Linked DNA regions of Homo sapiens: region 2 is linked to region 1. Evidence: read pairs that join two places in POLR2A ChIA-PET (ENCODE). Cell type or tissue: IMR-90. All regions are shown on one strand. Each heading gives the region's core, and the rest is flanking DNA. Links, peaks and the distances in the headings are about the cores only.

Region 1 (7,804 bases), core at 965-5,964:
ATCTTCTATTCTGGTGCCATGGCATTTTTCGAGAAGACAAATGTGGTCACATCCACGCCACCCATCTTATACAGCTCCTCATTGCTCACATGATCTTGCACCTCATTTACCTTTCAAGCCTCATCTCCCATCATCTCTAAATCTTCCCTTCCCTGCAGGTGGACCCTCCTGTCAGTTTATGCACAGACATGTTCTTCCCAGTGCCCGCAGTGCCCTTCAGCTGCTTTTCCTGACTCACTCCCGTTGACCTTAAGACCCACTTCTTGGCAGGGCATGGTGGCCCATGCCTGTAATCCCAGCACTTTGGGAGGTCGAGGTGGACAGATCACCTGAGGTCAGGAGTTTGAGGCCAGCCTGGCCAACATGGTGAAACCCCGTCTCTACTAAAAATACAAAAATTAGCCAGGTGTGGTGGCACGCGCCTGTAATCCCAGCTACTCGGGAGGCTGAGACAGGAGACTCACTTGAACCCAGGAGGTGGAGGTTGCACTGAGCCAAGATTGTGCCACTGCACTCCAGCCTGGGTGACAGAGCGAGACTCCATCTCAAAAAAAGAAAAGAAAAAAAAAGACCCACTTCTTGACTGTTTCCAACTATCTTGTTCTTCCTTAACATAGTGTGCATATCTGTTAACAGCAGCACTTATAATTATAGTATCATTGCTGTAATTAATATCCTTGGCTGTCTCTTCTACTGGACTGGATCTGAGTAGAGATTGGGGCTTCAGCCAGGCGCAGTGGCTCACTCCTGTAATCCCAGCACTTTGGGAATCCGAGGCAGACAGATCACGAGGTCAAGGGTTCGAGACCAGCCTGGCCAATATGGTGAAACCCTGTCTCTACTAAAAATACAATAATTAGCCGGGTGTGGTGGCATGTGCCTGTAGTCCCAGCTACCCAGGAGGCAGAGACAGGAGAATCGCTTGAACCCAAGAGGCAGAAGTGGCAGTGAGCCGATATCGCACCACTGCACTCCAGACTGGGTGACAGCGGGAGACTCCATCGCAAAAAAGAAAAAAAAAAAAACTAGATTGGGGCTTCATGTCTGTGTACTTGGTATGTAGTGACAGTCAGTACTTTTTTTTGTCGTCGTTGTTGTTTTGTTTTGTTTTGTTTTTTGAGACGGAGTCTTGCTGTGTTTCCCAGGCGGGAGTGCAGTGGCACGATCTCGGCTCCCTGCAAGCTCTGCCTCCCGAGTTCACGCCATTCTCCCGCCTCAGCCTCCCGAGTAGCTGGGACTACAGGCGCCCACCACCATGCCCGGCTAATTTTGTTTTTGTATTTTTAGTAGAGACGCGGTTTCACCGTGTCAGCCAGGATGGTCTCGATCTCCTCACCTCGTGATTCGCCCACCTCAGCCTTCCAAAGTGTTGGGATTACGGGCGTGAGCCACTGCGCCCAGCAGACATTCAGTACTTTTAGCAAGTAAACGGATGATCTGTGCTTGAAATATGACATCATTTCGTTTTGATTCCTAAAGTATTTCCAGTAAAGGGGATTATTTTTAAAAGGTCTGTTTAGCCATTTTAATAAATGGCTTATGCCAAGGATCCCAGCCTTGTTTTTCTTTTTTTCCCCATTTCTTCTCTCCCTAGTCCTACCATCAGTTTTTCTATAGAGTTGAATAATTGGAAAGTGATATGACTTCTTAGTGTTTAAGAGATTCTTGGCTTTTTACTGCCTTCATACAAAAAAAGGCTGTGAAACCATATTTTAACTTCAGTGCTTTCTGTCTTTTTACAGGATGATGCAAATAAAAATGGTGGCAAGTGGATTATTCGGCTGCGGAAGGGCTTGGCCTCCCGTTGCTGGGAGAATCTCATTTTGGCCATGCTGGGGGAACAGTTCATGGTTGGGGAGGAGATCTGTGGGGCTGTGGTGTCTGTCCGCTTTCAGGTAAGCCACCCATGAGCCAGGCTGGTTTCTTGTGTTGCCTTTGCTCTCCTCGCTGCCCCTGATTTGCTTTGATGATTCCTTCTGTTCCTCTGGTAGGAAGACATTATTTCAATATGGAATAAGACTGCCAGTGACCAAGCAACCACAGCCCGAATCCGGGACACACTTCGGCGAGTGCTTAACCTACCTCCCAACACCATTATGGAATACAAAACTCACACCGACAGCATCAAGTACGTGTTGGGGGGTTATGGGAGGACGTGTCCCTAAGCTTAGTATAAGTAGATCTGTAGTTGGGCCCAGAGGAATATGGCCGGACAGGAGACTTACTTGTGGAGAAGGGACAGACCAGGCCTTCCCTCTAGGGCTTCTGGCTACTTGCTGCAGTTCTTTGTCAGCGAGGCTCCCTGCCACCTATACTACCAGGTGCTTTGTAGCAGAGAGAGCCCATCTGCAGAAACCCAGTTGTACTACCTGGGCTTGCTTAATTTCTACAGGCTGTCTTGTCTTTCATATGCTAACCACTATCTTAAAATGAAAGACAAGTGCTTTTCTTTTTCTTGCTGTTTTTTAAGATAATTTCACCCTGCCCACCCTCACCCCACTTCTGCATGTCTTTTTAACTTGTTAGCTTCAGTCTATTTTCTTTGTCCTGGGATACTGACTACTTATCAGGAATGACTCCATTTCCTTGTGTATAGAGCTGACTCTTAGAAGAAGGGGGATAGTGTGTGTGTGAGAGAGCAGAATCAAAGGGAAGCATGAAGGCCACAGGGAAAATAAGCTTGGCAATCTCCCTAGGACTCAGGGAAATAGAGCTCTCTGTCCACAGTGAGAATCACTGTTAGGCTTGCTCCTCAGTGATTGAGTGTCAGAAGTAAGCTCAGGCTATTGTGAAAAAGTGTGGGGAGTGGCTGTCAGATTGTCTCAAAGCTGGAGGGAGAGCTAGCCAGCTAAGAGTTAGGACTCTTAGGTTTAGTTCTCTCATATGGCCCCATACCAATATGTGCCTTTGACAAGTGTCTTTGCAACTTTGCTTCAGTTTCTCCATCTGTAAAGTGGGAGACAGTACTTTATCTAACAAGGCTATTGTGAGGCTGATTTAATCTTTAACTGAGGGTCTTCAGATGGAGAATGCTTTTACGGGGCCAAGTAGTAGTATTGCTATCATCATCATCATCATTAGTAAGAATATCATCATGTTGTTATTATTGAAGGCTAGTAGTGAGCCCAGCAATTATGTTCAGCAGACAGACCATTTGGGAATCTCTTTCCCATGCATTCATAGATAATGTGGAGTGGAGTTGGCTTAAACCAGCTAAGTGCCAGTTTTTAAGTGGGAACACTGCTATGGGCGTTGGTCCATGATCAAACGGCTGGCATGACTCATCATAGTCACGAACAGTTATTAGCCAGCCATGGCTGTGGTTGCTTGCCTTAGCAGTCCTGTGTTAGCATTGCTTTACTCTGGGCACATTTTTCTTATTCTCTATTCTGGGATAGAAGTAGTTTCTGACTTCTAGCCACGTTCAGTCCAGGCTGGAGAGATCTACACCTGTTTCTAGGATTCTCGTTTTCAAGGTTTCTGAATATCCCCTACTCCCACTTACCCCCAAAATAAGCTTTTTACCTGGATAGGAGAGGGAAAGAGGTATTTTTCATCAATTCTCCCCTTCTCTGCTCTTCTCCCTTTCTAATACCATAAGGCAGTTCTTCGTGACTTTTACAGAAACATATGTACACGTCCTTACAGAGTTTAGGAGAGCCTGTGGGCTTTTTGCCTTAGTCTGCTAGAAAGACTGGCCTGCTGCTCTCTGCTTTATCCAGAGGTCTGCCTCTGGGACTTCAGCCCTGTAGCTGTAGAGACCAGAAGACCAACCCTCTTTGAGACCCAGATGCTACTTTCCCTTGCGTCCCCCTCTCTTTCCTCTCCCAATGAGCCAACCTTTTGCACTTCCACTAGAATGCCAGGCAGGCTGGGCCCCCAAAGGCTCCTTTTTCAAAACCTCTGGAAGCCGCGGTTGAATGTGCCATGACCCTCTCCCTCTCTGGATGGCACCATCATTGAAGCTGGCGTCATCGGAGTCTCTTGTTCTGTTGGCGTGCTACCTGGAAGATCCTTCTGTCCTGGACAAGAGGAATTGGAAGAGCATTTTATGTTTTAAGAACAGGCTGACACGCAGCAGCTACAACAACAGCTGAGATCACTTAATAAATGGTGCTAAACTAGCTTGTCTCATGCTCTTGCTCTTTATGGTGCATCAAAGATGTGGCCTTTCGGACTGACTGTCACCATATTAAGGGATGGCACAGACTTTTCCATGGAGGGCCATCCGGGGAATGCAGCCTCATTTCCATAAGCCCATTGTGTAGTGTCATGTGGTATTTTGTTCCAGGACTGCTGAGGCCTGACATAATAAGGTGACATCTAGCTTAGAAAATAAGACCCCATTTTCTGGTACTTAAATTTGAGTTCCCATCTAGTCACACCGATGACCAGAACAGAGTGATTTCTGATATAGAATTCAGCTTGAAAGTCTGTTCAGGTTGGAAAGGGGGATCCTTGGCCTTTGCTTCGCTGACTTCCATTCGCCTTTACTTCAAAGAAATCTCTTGCTTGGAGGTAAATCCCTGCTTCTGTCTGTGTGGCTGTGTGTATATAGCTTCCTTGCTTTGTGCTAATGGGGTTTTCTCGCTGGTGCCAAAGCTGCCCAAGCCACAGCTCTTTTCCAGCCTTCTCCCTTCTGCTTTCCCTTTAGAGCCAGGTCATCTTCCTCTTTGAGTCAGCCCTGCTTGCAAGATCTCAGGGTTACAGCCCTTCCCTTTCTCCTGGGCCCGGTGTTACTGCACATCAGGATCTGGGGTAGGGGAAACGTCTTCATCCCGTGTGAGTTTGCTCTGTAGGATATCTGACCGTAGCACGTACGGACCCCTTGTGTGCTTTGTGGCTTTGGCTTGTATGTGCTGCAGCTTGGCCTTTAGGCCCCTAACCTGCATGTAGAGTTTCAGCAAGCCTCATGCTACTTTAGGTTTTCTTAGGAGCTACCACCAAAAACATAATAAACAATCATTTTTTTGCAAACACTGGGTCAGCCTGCCTGAGAGGATCTGTGAAAGTGTCTGTGGACTTAAGGTTGAGTTTTCCAGAGTGGCTGTTCCACTTTGGCAGTGATACCCTGTGCTTGTACCATCCTGACTTACCTCTGATCTCCATGTGGCCCAAGATCCTGCATAACACCTATTAGGATTAGCACTGTGGGCTCAGTATTCTAGGGGTGTTTGTGTCATTGCATCTTTGTTTATTACATATCCAAAATTGGTTGAAGTACCTATAAAATGAGAGATTTGCTGGAATATGGAAAGGCCCATTCTCTACGTTTTTAGTATTTGTCAAAGAATTACCTTCTCTGGCTCTTTCCCTCTTGCCTTCAAAAATTGTTACATACATTAACTTTAATTTCAGCTGTATTGTAACTGCTCCAGGGGATAGGCTTGATGTCACCTCCCAGAGTAAGAGTTGATTAGAAGCACCAAACTGACCTTGAGACCCTTCTGATCCTTGTCAATATGAACAAAAGTCAGAACTATTTCTGCTTTCTTCTATTCCTTGTGGCTCTTCCATGGATATGACTTGGTTTGAGCCAAGGAACAGCTGCTACTGAGACTTAAGAATTCCAAGGAGGCCGGGCGAGGTGGCTCACGCCTGTAATCCTAGCACTTTGGGAGCTCGAGGTGGGCAGATCACAAGGTCAGGAGACCAGCCTGGCCAACATGGTGAAACCCCATCTCTACCAAAAATACAAAATTAGCCGGGCATAGTGGCAGGTGCCTATAATCTCAGCTGCTCGGGGAGGCTGAGGCAGGAGAATTGCTTGAACCCAGGAGGTGGAGGTTGCAGGGGGCTGAGATTGCACCACTGCACTCCAGCCTGAGCAACAAGAGCAAAACTCCATCTCAAAAAACAAAGAATTCCAAGGAAAATGAAGGAAGAAGGAGCCAACATTTGTTTTCCTCCGAGTACTCTGGAGATAGGGCTGCTGGTGGTGAGGGGAGTTTTTTAAGAGTAGCTTAGATTTTTCAGTCAGGTGTTCCTGATTCCTGCTTGCTATTTTTGGCCCAGTTCCCAATGTCCTTCTTCAACCGTTGGGTTTTTCCAGCCTTTCCCCAGTCACACTGCTTGTGGCCTTTTCCTGCTGTTCCCCTCAGTGTGCTACAAGGCACTGCCTGCCGCACAGAGCAGGCGGGTGATGAGCTGCTGTGCTGCAGAGGGCTCCTGCTCTTGTTTATTGCTGACAGTTCATTCACCCCTAAGACGTGGACAACTTGTTAAACTGAGTTCTTGCTCAGGTCATAGCTCCTTTTAATGAGGCCAACTTGTAGTCGAGTTTTCATAGATGTGGGTTCCCCATATTCTCTGCTTTGAGGAGAAATCTCATAATACAGTCAGAATCGTGGGGCTACCAGGATAAAACTGGGCTCGGAGCCATATGAAACAGCAATGTCTTTTGTGAAGAAACTCCTCTTTGGATTAGTCCCACTGATTCCTTTTGTGCATCTAGCCTGGAATGGAAAAGGAAAACAGGCCAAATTCCCATAGTGGGCTACAGCACTGGGAAAGACTGGCCCGGCTTCTCTGCAGGAGTGGAGGGTGGGTGATTCTCTTTATTCCTTTATCTCAGAGAAGAGACAGGTCAAATTGTGGAGGCTTTCCCACATCTAGATATCATTGTATTTCAACACTGAACTTTTATAGGCAAGGACCAACCCATTCCCTTCTCCTGGCATGGCTAAATCATAGTCCAGTAGCACCAGGTTACCCCAGCTTAATTGCTGGCCTGGCTTTGCATCTGTGATATGTACCACCGAACTGGTAGGCAAAGCGAAGAGAGCCCAGATTAGCAGGAGGCTGAGCCCCTCCCTAAGTATAGAGAGCAGTGAGCGCAAGGCTATGAACCTTGCAGCCTTTGGGTAGAGGTAGGGGGAAGTGTAGAATTGCACAGGATTTGCTTTCTGGTACGTGAGATGGGCCAAGAGTGGTCTTAAAAGAGCTCTTTGTTCCTCTGTCTTTTGAATCTGTTCAGAATTCCTTGTTGCCTATATTAACCTCTAATTAATTTTTTCTGTTTTTAGAAACTCCAGTCATGACACTTCTTACATTTAACTTGTTCTTTCTTTACCTTTAAAAGAAGGAAGTTTTAATATTACCCAGTATGCCTGGAATGCCAGATGGAAAATAGCTAGACTATTCACACCTAGTTTTAGGTGGTAGATTTGCCTCTTGGCCGAGCTGTGGGCCTATGAGAATAAGAGTGATTATACCAAAGATTATGGCCCACTATTTTATTTCCACTGATTCCATGTGAAGAAATTTCTTTTTTTGTTTTGTTTTGTTTTGTTTTTCTGAGATGGAGTCTCACTCTGTCACCCAGGCTGGAGTGCAGTGGCGCGATCTCTGCTCACTGCAACCTCTGCCTCCTGGGTTCAAGCGATTCTCTTGCCTCAGCCTCCCGAGTAGCTGGGATTACAGGTGCCCGCCACCATGCTTGGCTAATTTTTTGTATTTTTAGTAGAGACGGGGTTTCACCATGTTTGCCAGGCTGGTCTCGAACTCCTGAACTCAGGTGTTCCGCCTGCCTCAGCCTCCCGAAGTGATTACAGGCGTGAGCCATGGTGCCCGGCTGTGAGGAAATTTCTTAACCCAGGTTCTTCATGTTGAGGTTTAACATATAGTGAAGAGACTAATGAAGAAACTGGGAGGGGAATGTAATACTGGAATGGAGTAGGAGGGAGCTGTGAAGTCCATATTTCTTCAGGTTCTTGACAGAGAGAACTGCTCGGTGTAGGCTAGTGTAAGGATGGCCCTTCCTGGAAATAAAAGGATAAATGACATGAAGCTTCAACACAGCCAT
Region 2 (7,804 bases), core at 1,690-6,689, 600 kb before region 1:
TCCAGCTCCATCTGTGCTGCTGTAAAGGACATGATATCTTCCTTTTTTGTGGCTGCATAGTATTCCATCCTGTACATCCACATTTTTTTTTTCCAGTCCACCATTGATGGTCACCTAGGTTGATTCCGTGTGTTTGCTATTGTGAATAGCTCAGCCGTGAACATACAACTGCATATGTCTTTTTGGTATAATGGTCTGTTTTCCTTTGGTTATATACCCAACAGTGGGATTGCTGGGTGAAATGGTGGCTCTTTAAGTTCTTTGAGAAATCTCCAAACTGCTTTCCACAGTGGCTGAACTAATTTACATTCCCACCAACAGTAGTTTAAATGTTCCCTTTCCAAGGGAGCCTAATGAGGATCTGTTGTTTTTTGACTTTTTGATAATAGCCATTCTGACTGGTGTGAGATGGTATTTCATTGTGGTTTTGATTGGCATTTCTCTGATAATTAGTCATGATCATGTTTTCCATATATTTGTTGGCTGCTTGTATGTCGTGGTTTTTTCTTTTTGTATTTCTTCTGAGAAGTGTTCATGTCCTTTGGCCATTTTTAAAAATGGGCTTATTTGTTTTTTGCTTGTTGATTTAAGTTCCATAGGGATTCTGGATATTGGACCTTTGTCAGATGCATAGTTTGTGAATATTCTCGCCCATTTTGTAGGTTGTCTGTTTAATCTGTTGATAATTTCTTTTGCTGTGCAGAAGCTCTAGTTTAATTAGTTCCAACTTGTCAATTTTTGTTTTTGCTGCAGTTGCTTATGGGGACTTAGCCAAAAATTTGCCAAGGTCAGTGTCAAGAAGTGTATTTCCTGGGTTTTCTTCTAGGATTTTTATAGCTTGAGGTCTTTTATTTTATTTTGAGACAGGGTCTCACTGTCACCCAGGCTGGAGTGCAGTAGCGTGACTGCAGCTCACTGCAGCCTCGATTTCCCAGGCTCAAGTGATCCTCCCACCTCAGCCTCCCGAGTAGCTGAGACTACAGGTGCGCACTACCACGTTCGGCTAATTTTTGTATTTTTTATGGAGATGTGGTTTTTACCATGTTGTCAGGCTGGTCTCTGACTCCTAGGCTCAAAAGATCTGCCTGCCTCAGTTGCCCAAAGTGCTGGAATTACAGGCATGAGCTACTGTGCCTGACTGAGGTCTTTGCATTTAAATCTTTAACCCATTATGTATATCATGAAATATATACAGTTTTATATCTTCTGCATGTGGCTAGTTAGTTATCCCAGCACCATTTATTGAATAGGGAGTCCCTTCTCCATTTGTTTTTTGTCAGTTTGTTGAAGATCATATGGTTGTAGGTGTGTGGCTTTATTTCTGAGTTTTCTGTTCTGTTCCATTGTTCTATAGGTGTGAGACTCATTTAATTGTACATCTTGAACTGATCCTTTTCTGGGGAATTTGCTTCCCAGTTGTGAGTGAGGTGTGGTTAGTATATTCTGTAGCTTAGATTTTTGTGCTTACAAGTTTTCTGCAGAAGGAAATCTTCCCGGGACTGACTAGGTTTGAGGTTTGAGAAATATTTCAAGTGAAATTTGCTACATTGAAGAAAGTAGGAGCAGGTGTTGTTAATAGCATGGACTTACACTTCAGAAGACACTATGGCACTGGAAAACCTCCCCTGATTTGAGTTTGAATGAGCTGTACTAAGAAAACTGTAAGCCTTATTTGAACATGGTTGGATAACGACTTTATTTTTAATCTGATGATGATGGAGCTAAAACTGAGGCGTGTGAACCGTTTTTGGAAATGACATTATTTGGGAATAAAATGTGGGAGTTTCTATATCAAAATTCATTTAAAACTATAATTTCATTCCAATTTAATAACTTTATTAAGCATCTACAGCATTATACACTTTAAAGGATATAAAAGAAAAGTGCACACATGAAATTATTAGGAAAGCAATGAAATGGACATTTGTTTAAATGCAAAATATGTGGTACGGATATTAAGTGCTGTAGTAGGTCAGAGGGTGGAGAAATCATTTCTGGATTAAATGGGACTTGATTTGTCTCTAAAGTACAGATATAATTTGTATTTGTATTGGAGAGGACAGGAAGTCCTAATTCCTTTCCTTATATTCTTAAGAGTTTGGGAAATAGTTCCATGTGGCATTTCGAAGTTCTTATTTAATGCTTTCAGGTCACTTGATTTGTGACCTATTTCTTTCAAATAGTCTTAGTACAAATCTATATGACATTTTTCCTGTTTGACATCTAAAATAGTGAAGTTACTAGCTGAGGGCTTTGCCACTTAGAGTTTCTTTGCTTCTGCATTTGGTGTTAGGTTTATATGAAACACCACAGTTTAAGTAGTTACTGTTTCATTCATGCTCAAGAGTCTTGTGAAATGTTGCTCTTTTTTATTTGACTGGTATTTCTGAAGTGCTTCCTATGTAGCAGCGGTAGTATCAGGAATTACCAAAAACAACTGTTACTTAGCAACCAGTAGGTATGCTTTACATAAGGAGAGTGTGTGTGTTTAGCCTATCAGCCTTTGATGCTCAGCATTTGCCTTGAGACATTGAAGGCCAGAGCAATTTATGTAGACATCTGAATTGACTTTTTTTTTTTTTTTGAGTTTAATGTTTAATAAGGGGACTCAGTTGCTTTGGGCATCCACCAAAGATACATTTGTGAAGATGATCAAACTTTTAAGTCCTCTTAAAAGATGTTTTGTTGCTTTCTTATAGACTTAGTGTTCATTTATTCACTTAATCATCAAATATAATATTTGAGTGCTTACTTGGTACCAGGCACTATGCTTGGCCTTGGAGATGGGGGAGAGTGAATGCACATATGATCTCTGTCCTCAGCAGATGATACTCAAATAATCACACAAATGCAAAACTATGGCTGTGACAAGTGTTTTAGAGAAATCACTGAAATGACATTTTAACTGATGTCTACAAGATGCACAGGAAGAGAACAGTGCTCTAATCAAAGCAGACCCTCTGATGCCACGTCCATGTTGCCCTGGCTGGAGTGCAGTGGTGAGATCACGGCTTACTGTGGCCTCGACCTTCTGGGCTCAGGCGATCCTCCTGCTTCAACCTCCCGAAGTTCTGGGATTATAGATGTAAGCCACCATGCCCAGCCTGTCCTTTTATTTTATCCTTCAAAAAGTTTTTGTTTTACAGAAGGAGTTTCATGAAATGCTATTGAGCATGAGTAAAAGTAAAACTGGGCCTGGAATGAGTGGATAGATCCCTCTGAGGTCTGGCCATCGATACCATTTTTGCTGATGTCAGGGAGTGGAGACTTGACCAGAATTCTTCTTCTTCTTCTTTTTTTTTTTTTTTGAGACAGAGACTTACTCTGTTGCCCAGGCTGGAGTGCAGTGGCACGATCTCAGCTTACTGCAACCTCCGCCTTGTGGGCTGAAGTGATTCTCCAGCCTCAGCCTCGTGAGTAGCTGGGACTACAAGCTCACGCCACCACGCCTGGCTAATTTTTTGTATTTTAAGTAGAGACGGGGTTTCACCATGTTGGCCAGGCTGGTCTCAAACTCCTGACCTCAAGCAATCCACCCGCCTTGCCCTCCCAAAGTGCTGGGATTACAGACGTGAGCCACTGAGCCACTGTGCCTGGCCTTTTTGAGACAGAATCTCACTCTGCTGCCCAGGCTGGAGTGCAGTAGTGTGATCATAGCTCACTGTAACCTTGAACTCCCAGGCTCGAGTGATCTTCCCACCTGAGCCTCTTGAGTAGCTGGGTCTACAGGCATGAGCCACCATGCCCAGCTAGTTAAAAAACATTTTTTTTTTTTTTTTTTTTTTTTTTTTTTTTTTGTGGAGACAGGGTCTTGCTATGTTGCTCAGGCTTGTCTGAAACTCTTGGCCTCAAGTGATCCTCCTGCCTCAGCCTCTCAAATATTGGAGTTACAGGCATGAATCACTGTGCCCATCCCAGAAATCTTGTTGTCTTTATTAAACTGAGAGTGGTGGTAGAATGGCAGAAGATGCTCCTTTTTGTCATGTAACATGAAGTAGAAGGATTTGAAGGGTTTTTCGTATAGAAGGTATTTTATTTGGAACCATAGCAAGAACTTGATGCCTTAGAGTAGTTATTACGTGACCAGTTATGTTGAGGCAAGACTTGATGAAGTTTAGTCAACTGTTAGTCCACCTACTTTTGATTTCTTTCTTGCCCTAATAACAGGCTGCCTCTGGGATGTACTAATGATGACAGATGAGACACTGGTCACACTGGTAGGAAGGGACTTCATGTGGTGCAAAGTACCTTGAAATTATCTCTGATGAAATCATGAGGGGAGAAGGGCTGATGAAGTACCCTGCCCTCAGTAAAGTATTGGTGGAGTGTCTGGTAGACACGGAGAGGTTGTGTGACCCAAACCGGATGAGGCAGGAAGTTATATAATGCTAATTGAAGAATTCTGCATTATAAGTTCCTTTTTGGTCCTCCTCTAATGAAATTGGATTGTTTCTATTTCCCATTAGGCTTTGGTGAGGAGAAGTTTGTGGTGATTATCTAGATGCTGAGGGATTCAGAGAGAAGCCCCAAACATTTCTGTTTAACTTCATTTTTTTAGGGACCAGCTTTCCACATGGGAAATAGTTGCCTTTTTCTCTGATGTCTGCCACTGTTAGCTTTAATCACTTTTAAAAGGTTGAATGCAAAACTCTAGCAACAGTTATACCAAGAAGGAGCTATTATTATTTTTGTTTAATCCTTTTACTTATGGCACAGTATTAAACAAGGTCAGAAATTTACATGTTTCTTTTTAATTTTAGTTAAGTTTTGTAAATGAAAAAAAGAATTGTTCTGAGATTTTTTTGTTGAAATAATGCATTTATTTTCTTTATGTTTCACTGAATTTTTGCCAGTTCAAATCAGTCTTTTATAATAGTTTGCAAGTAAGGATGCCTTATAAGTTTTATGACTGAAATATGTCTTATTAACAAAAAACAATTTTTAATAAATGAATTAGGGCCCAATTTGTGTTGTGTAGGATTATTATTGGTTAAGACCATATTTTTTTGATTTATTTAAAAAATTTATTTGATTGATTTAAGACTGATTTATTGAGGTATAGTTGACAGGTTATAAACTCTAAAGTGTACAGTTTGTTAAGTTTTGACATATGTGTGTACTTGTAAGACTATCATCACAAACAGGACATTGATCATATCTATTATGCCCAAAGCTGTTTTCATACCCCTGGCTCCCTGATCCCTATCCCAGATAACTGATTTTTTTTTTTTTTTTTTGAGACAGAGTCTTGCTCTGTCACCCAGGCTGGAGTGCAGTGGCATGATCTTGGCTCACTGCAAGCTTCGCCTCCCAGGTTCATACCATTCTCCTGCCTCAGTCTCCCCAGTAGCTGGGACTACAGGCACCTGCCACCATGCCCAGCTAATTTTTGTATTTTTAATAGAGACGGGGTTTCATTGTGTTAGCTAGGATGGTCTTGATCTCCTGACCTCGTGATCCGCCCGCCTCGGTCTCCCAAGTGCTGGGATTACAGGCGTGAGCCACTGCGCTTGGCCTAACTGATGTTTTTATCACTGTACATTAACTTTCATTTCCTAGAATTTCCTCTTATTTTATATAAATGGAACCACACAATATGTAGTTATCCTTCTTTCACTCAGCATAATTGAGAGTCATCCCTGTTGTTAAGTGTATTAGTAGCTGATTCCTCTTTATTGCTGAGTAATATTGCATTGTATGGATGTACCTCAGTTTATTAATACATTTACCTACCAATGGACATGTTGGTTGTTTCCAATTTTAGTTATTAACAAATAAGGCTTCTATAAAAATTTTGTTTACAAGGCTTTGTATGGACATATGTTTTTATTCCTCTTGGTTAAATACCTAGGAGTAGAATGGCTGGATCATATAATAGGTATATGCTTAACCTTTAAGAAAACTGTCAATGTTTAGTTATCCGTAAGTATTTCATAGTTTTTGGTGCTATTTGATATGGTTTGGTTTTAGGTCCCCACCCAAATTTCATGTTGAATTGTAATCCCTACGTGTCGAGGGAGGGAAGTAACTGGATTATGGGGCTGGTTTCCCCCATGCTGTTCTTGTAATAGTGAATTCTCACAAGATCTGATGGTTTCATAAATGGTAGTTTTTCCTTTGTTCTCACATGCTCTCTCACTTGCCTGCCGCCGCCGTGTAAGACATGCCTATTTCCTCTTTCACCATGATTATAGTTTCCTGAGTCTTTCCCAGCCGTGTGGAACTGAGTCAATTAACCCTCTTTCCTTTATAAATTACCCAGTCTTGGGTATTTCTATCAGTGTGAGAATGGACTAATACACTATTAAAATTATATTTTTAAAATTTATATTTCTGATTGACACTAGTATATAGAAATATGATTGATTTTTTTACATTAATCTTCTCCATCAATCTGGCTAAGCTCACTTAGTTCTTATTAGTCCTAGACCTTTTTTTTTTTTTTTTTTTGAGTTGGAGTCTCGTTCTATTGCCCAGGTAGGAGTGCAGTGGCGCAATCTTGGCTCACTGCAACCTCTACCTCCCAGGTTCAAGCAATTCTTCTGCCTCAGCCTCCTGAGTAGCTGGGATTACAGGTGTGTGCCACCACGCCCGGCTAATTTTTGTATTTTCAGTCGAGACGGGGTTTCACCATGTTGGCCAGGCCAGCGTCAAACTCCTGATCTCAAATGATCTGTCCGCCTCAGCCTCCCAAAGTGCTGGGATTACAGGCGTGAACCACTGCGCCTGGCGTCCTAGAGCTTTTTAATAGATTCCATTGGATTTTCTATGTAAAGATTATGTCATCTGTGAATACAGTTTTAATTCTTCCTTTCCAGGCTTTTATTTCTTTTTCTTATTGCACTGGCTGCAATCCCCAAGTAACAATGTTAAATAGAGATGGTGAGAGCAGATTACTTGTCTTGTTTCTTCTCTTAGGGAGAAAGCATTTAGTCTTTCACCATTTGTATATGCATTTTATCACTGGAGAAGTTTTCTTCTATTTCTAGTTTACTGAGATTTTTTTTTTTTTCGAGAGTGAACATTGGGTTTTGTTAAGTGCTTTTTCTGAATCTACTGTGATGATCATATGATTTTTTTTTTTCGAGACAGGGTCTTGCTCTGTTTTCCAGGCTGGACTGCAGTGGCATGACTGTGGTTCACAGTAGCCTTGACCTCTGGGGCTCAAGCAGTCCTCCTACCTTAGCCTCCCAAGTAGCTGGGACCACATACTACACCTGGCTGATTTTTTTTTGTTTGTTTGTTTTTTAGTAGAGATGAGGTCTTGTTATGTGGTCGAGGCTGGCCTTGAACTCCTGAGCACAAGCAGTCCTCCCACTGTCACCTCTTAAAGTGTTGGGATTACAGGTGTGAGCCACTGCACCCAGCCACTTTTCATTTGTTAATATGGTGAAATATCGCATCGATTTTCAAATACAGCCATTTGTTGCCTAACAATGGAGATGCATTCTGAGAAATGCATTGTTAGGTAATTTTGTTGTGCAAACCTCATAGAGTGTACTTTCACAAATCTAGATGTTGTAGCCTACTACACACCTAGGCTATATGGTAAAGCCTGTGGCGCTTAGGCTACAAAACTGTACAGCATGTGACTGCATTTAATACCATAGGCAATTGTAATAGAATGCTAAGTATTTATGTATCTAGATGTATCTATACATAGAAAAGGTACAGTAAAAATACAATATAAAAGATAAAAAAATGGTACACCTGTATAGGGCATTGACCATGAATGGAAGTTGCAGGCTTGGAAGTTGCTCGGGTGAGTCAGTGAGTGAGTGGTGAATGAGTGTGAAGGCCGAGG

What was found. ChIA-PET counts read pairs that join two places held together with the same protein. Peaks named below come from ENCODE experiments on the same cell type or tissue, not always from the same donor. Only the 100,000 strongest peaks of a DNase experiment are listed, where the experiment ranks them.
Region 2: POLR2A ChIA-PET joins it to region 1 with 10 read pairs; 2 of 35 experiments call an interaction of 5 or more read pairs at or near these places.

The regions. Positions count from the first base shown.
Region 1 is chr2:232,565,087-232,572,890 of GRCh38, forward strand. It overlaps EIF4E2 (eukaryotic translation initiation factor 4E family member 2), which reads left to right. Exons shown (of 7, transcript NM_004846.4): 5 at 1,743-1,895; 6 at 1,992-2,128; 7 at 3,859-4,124. The coding sequence ends at 3,931. Among named protein-coding and RNA genes, the nearest start is that of EIF4E2, 18 kb to the left of the region's middle. RefSeq lists an enhancer at 2,812-4,011. In IMR-90, for the core only: no CTCF peak of the experiment used is centred there; a DNase peak (open chromatin) is centred at 3,285.
Region 2 is chr2:231,962,879-231,970,682 of GRCh38, forward strand. All of the region lies in intron 1 of DIS3L2 (DIS3 like 3'-5' exoribonuclease 2), which reads left to right. Among named protein-coding and RNA genes, the nearest start is that of DIS3L2, 5.1 kb to the left of the region's middle. In IMR-90, for the core only: no CTCF peak of the experiment used is centred there; no DNase peak of the experiment used is centred there.